Regions from separate parts of the Homo sapiens genome. Here region 2 is linked to region 1. The links are chromatin loops, found by intact Hi-C in ENCODE. Cell type or tissue: natural killer cell. All regions are shown on one strand.

Region 1 (2,500 bases):
TCCTTCAGGCCAGTAGGTAACCAGGAGCCCTGAGAGGGCTGGTGGGTGCTGACCTGTCACAGCCTCCTCAGGGAGCCAGAAAAGCAGGGCCAAGGGGCCAGGCCAGAGAACCTGTGAGCATGAGGAGCCCCAGAGGCCAGGAGAGCCCAGGGAATTCCATGACCTCAGAGGCCGCCCCCATCGCCCCTGCATGCGCGTGGAGCATGGGGATGTGCCAAGCCCAGCCCAGCCTGCAGCAGAGACCCCCACCCCCACACATCCCTGCTGTCGCCATCCCTGAGGCCTGGCCCTGCCCTTGCCTCTCCTTGGCCGGCCCTGGGCAGCCAGGGGCTCCAGTGTGTCTGGCCTGGAGTTGCTGGCCTCAGGAGAGGTGGGGCCGAGGATGCCACATAAACATGCAGGGTGCCTGGTGAAATCTGAATTTCAGATAAACAATGAATACATTTTTTAGTGTAAGTATATCCCAAATGTTACACGGGACGTACTTACACTGAAAGACAGCTATCGATCTGAAATCCAGATGTAACTGGCCAGCCTGCATTTTTATCAGCTCCATCTGCCAACCCCACCCATGGAGGAGCAGCCACACCTCTCAGGGCTGGGGTGCTCAGATTTCACTGGGGTTGCAGGTGGGGCCTGCGGGGCCAGGAAGGATAGGGGTGACTGGAGGAAGTGCAGAGACCATCAGGGACCTGGCCGGGCCTGTGGGGAGGCAGCTTCAGGCAGGGCAGGCTGGTCATCCTGGGGTACACCTGCTGGCAGAGCCCCCGGAAGTACCCTCAGAGGCAAGGTGGCCAGACGGGGAGAAGGGGAGAAACCACCCAGGTCAGGCGCGCTGTGGGGACCTCTGAGAGCCCCACCTGATAGCTGTGATGGTTAACTTCATGGGTCAATTTGGCGTGTGTTTTTGGATGAGATTAATTTTTAAATCTGTGAACTTCGGGTAAAGCAGGTGGGTGGGCCTCATCTGTGGGCGGCAAGCCACCCAGGCGCCAAGGCAAGAGACAGAGGACACGAGCTGTTCCAGTATAATAAAATATAAAACAAGAATAGTTGTACCAGATATAGATCTTAGATATGATTATACATGAATATCATTAATCATTAGTTTGTAGCAATTACTTTTTATTCCAATATTATAATAATCCTCGCTCTATAATCATAGCCTAGGAAAAACCAGGCCATACAGAGATAGGAGCTGAGGGGACACAGTGAAGTGTGACCGGAAGACAGGAGTGTGAGCCTTCTGTTATGCCCGGACAGGGCCACCAGAGGGCTCCTTGGTCTAGCGGTGACGCCAGCGTCTGGGAAGATGCCTGTTACCAGGTGGACCGTGGTCCAGCGGTAGCAAAAGGTGTCAAGGAACAACACCCGCTACTTAGCAGACCGGGAAAGCGGCAGGGGGGCGGGGTGGTCTCCCTTTCCCCGGGGGAGTTTAGAGAAGACTCTGCTCCTCCACCTCTTGTGGAGGGCCTGACATGAGTCAGACTCGCCCACAGTTATCCGGAGGCCTAACCGTCTCCCTGTGATGCTGTGCTTCAGTGGTCATGCTCCTAGTCTGCCTTCATGTTCCATCCTGTACACCTGGCTCTGCCTTCTAGATAGCAGTAGTCAATTAGTGAAAGTACTAATAGTCCCTGATATGCAGAAATAATGGCGTAAGCTGTCTTTCTCTCTGTCTCCTCTCCTTCTCTGCCTCGGCTGCCAGGCAGGGAAGGGCCCCCCATCCAGTGGACACGTGACCCACATGACCTTACCTATCATTGGAGGTGACTCACATTCTTTACCCTGCCCCTTCTGCCTTGTATCCAATAAATAACAGCGCAGCCTGGCATTCGGGGCCACTACTGGTCTCTGTGCATTGGTGGTAGTGGTCCCCCGGGCCCAGCTGCCTTTTCTCTTATCTCTTTGTCTTGTGTCTTTATTTCTACACTCTCTCGTCGCTGCACACAGGGAGAGACCCACCAACCCTGTGGGGCTGGTCCCTACACTCCTCCAATCAGTTGAAGGCCAAAATAGAGTAAGAAGGCTGGCCCCCCTGGGCCAGAAGGCCTTCTCCTGCAGCCTGCCTTTGGGCTTGGCCTGCACCATGGGCTCTTCTGGGTCCTGAGCCTGCCCGCCCACACCGCACAGGAGCCAATGCCTCGTGCAAAGTCTCTGCTCCTCTCCACACATCCTAGTGGCTCTGTTTCCTTGCTGAGCCCTGATGAATGCAAGGCCCAAAGAGGCAACAGTCCCACACAGGAGTCAGGACATCTTGTGTTTAGTCCCACTGGCCAGTTCCCCATCCCTGTGCCTCAGTTTACCCATGAGGGAGGAGTGAATGGGGCATCCTCCCTGAGCACCTGAAGCTACACAGCTGTGCTCCGTGGAGGGACCTGGACATCCACGCACTTCCTCCCTGTGCTGTGGGTGTCACTGGGCCTCTGATTGCGTCAGGAGCTGGCGCCAGGGAGGAAGGAGGCAGACAAGGTGCTGCCAGCACCCAGGCACACGCAGG
Region 2 (2,500 bases), 100 kb after region 1:
GCCCACAAGCTGGTGAGGAACCCTCCAGGGGAGTTCGATGCACAAGGAACCCTGCAAGGGACCCCAGCCCACCCAGCCACAGGTCAGACACCTCCCGTTCACCATCTCCTCTTTGAACCCTCCTCAAGTGATATGCAAAACCCCGCACTTGACCTCCCGACGTCCTCAAACCCATCCCATCCCACCTATGAGGAAAAAGGTATCAAATCCTAAGTTTTGACTATCGTACATTCTGATTTCTGAACCTGAGAGCAGACCATGATCAAGGTTTAAAATAATTGTAGGGCCAGGCACAGTGGTTCAAGCTTGTAATCCCAGCACTTTGGGAGGGTGATGGGAGGATCCCTTGAGCCCAGAAGTTCGAGGCTACAGTGAGCTGAGATCACACCACTGCGCTCCAGACCCTGTCCCAAAAAAAATGTAGGTTGGCCCATTACCTGCGAGCACACAGGTGAGCTGCCAGCCCCCCAGACCGCCCTCCCACTGGCTAAAATGGGCAAGAGAAGATGACCCTCCTGGAACAAAGTATAAAGAGACACGGGAAAGAAACCCAGGTGTGTTCTGAGGACGTTCCGAGTACCATGAACATCCTGGTTGTGACCAGCTGTACCTGACAGTCTGACCAGCTCACCGCGCTCTCTGCCGAGTGCCACGAATGACCTGTGACCAGCTGTACCTGACACTCTGACCAGCCCACTGCACTCTCTGCCAAACGCCAGGCCTGTTGAACGTCCTGGTCGTGACCAGCTGTACCTGACACTCTGACCAGCCCACTGTGCTCTCTGCCCAATCACCCTCGAAAGCAAGCTCCCCTACCTCCTCTTTCCTTGGTCTGCTCCGATATGAACTTCTCCAGCCTGGTCCTCAGAGGAATCTCCACCCCGTACTGGCCGTGGGTCCCGTCGTCCACGAGGATGAAGTGAGAGTGGTTGCTGTCTAGGCAGGTCAGGTTCCCTTGGCCATCCTCATCCAGTATGTACTCGGCGGGGAAGCTGCCCTGGGATGGCCAGGAAGCGTCAGACACTGCTTCTGGAAAGCTCTGCCTCTCTAACGCGAGCAGGCTGAACACCGGCCCTCACAGAGACCAGGTCCCAGTCCCTGGAATCTGTGGACGTGGCCTTATTGGAGAAAGCGACTTTGCACATGTGATCGAAACATGAGATTAACTTGGATGATCCGAGTGGGCCCAAAATACCATCACAGGTGTCCTTACAGGAGAGAGGTGGTGGGGGACACACACAGGAGAGGAGGCCGAGGGACCACAGAGGCAGGGGCAAGTGACATAGCCACAAGTGGAGAAAGCCGGACCCCCCAGGAGTGGAGGAGGCGGGGAAACAGACGTGTGACCCTGACTTCAGAGTTCTGTCCTCCAGACACGTGAGAGACCACAATGCTGCTGTTTCAGGCTTGAGGCCATTTGTTACGGCAGCCACAGGAAACGGATACAGGTCTGGGGTGAGGAAGTGGGCTGCTGCTGCAACAAACACCTAAAAATGTGGAAGTGGCATTGAAACCGGCAATGGGGAGACGACGGGAGGATTTAGAAGCACCATGAATGGAAAACGTCTCAACGTCCTTGAAGAGAATGTTGGTGGGAATGTGGTATTAAAGGCCTTGCGGAGACGGGCGCGGTGGCTCACGCCTGGAATCCCAGCACTTTGGGAGGCCAAGGCGGGAGGATCACCTGAGCCCTGGAGTTCGAGACCAGCCTGGACGACATAGCGGATCTCATGTCTACAAAAATGAAAAAATTAGCCGGGCATGGTGGTGCACACCTGTAGTCCCAGCTACTTGGGAGGCTGAGATGGGAAGATCACTTGAGCCCGGGAGGTCAAGGCTGAGGATCGCACCAACATACTCCAGCCTGGGCAACAGTGAGACCCTGTCTCAGAAAAAAAACAACTCGCAGTAAGGGCTCAGAAGGAAGTGAGGAGCAGGGCAGAGAGGGCTTTGTTGCCCTAGAGCAGGGGTCCCCCACCCCCTGGGCCATGGACTGGTAATGGTCTGTGGCCTGTGAGGATCTGGGCTGCTCACAGCAGGAGGTGGGTGGTGGGTGAACGAGCGAAGCTTCATCCCTATTTACAGCCGCTCCCCATCGTGTGTGTGACTGTCCGAGCTCCACCTCCTGTCAGATCCGCGGCATTAGATTCTCATGGGAATACTAACCTTACTGTGAACTGTGCATGCGAGGGACCTAGGTTGTACTCCCCTTACGAAAATCTAATGCCTAATGATCTGTCACTGTCCCCCATCACCCCCAGATGATGGGACCGTCTAGCTGCAGGAAAACAAGCTCAGGGCTCCCACTGATCCTACATTATGGTGAGCTGTATGATTACTGCATTATATATTACAATGTAATAATAGAAATAAAGTGCACAATAAACGTAACGTGCTTGAATCATCCCCAAACCAACCGCTTACCACCCCGCCCCCATCTGTGGAAAAACTCTCTTCCACGAAACCAGTTCCTGGTGCCAAAAAGGCTGGGGACCGCTGC

The links. A loop is a pair of places that touch in the nucleus more often than their neighbours do. Peaks named below come from ENCODE experiments on the same cell type or tissue, not always from the same donor. Only the 100,000 strongest peaks of a DNase experiment are listed, where the experiment ranks them.
Region 2: it touches region 1 in a loop (2.2-fold over the local background); 3 of 110 quality-filtered maps call a loop at or near these places.

What each region holds. Positions count from the first base shown.
Region 1 is chr21:44,478,587-44,481,086 of GRCh38, reverse strand. No RefSeq gene overlaps it. Among named protein-coding and RNA genes, the nearest start is that of LINC02575, 5.7 kb to the left of the region's middle. RefSeq lists an enhancer at 1,308-1,387. In natural killer cell, a CTCF peak has its summit at 1,261 (motif pointing right); a DNase peak (open chromatin) is centred at 1,276.
Region 2 is chr21:44,374,330-44,376,829 of GRCh38, reverse strand. It overlaps TRPM2 (transient receptor potential cation channel subfamily M member 2), which reads right to left. Exons shown (of 32, transcript NM_003307.4): 6 at 817-997. Among named protein-coding and RNA genes, the nearest start is that of TRPM2, 22 kb to the right of the region's middle. In natural killer cell, no CTCF peak of the experiment used is centred here; a DNase peak (open chromatin) is centred at 1,429.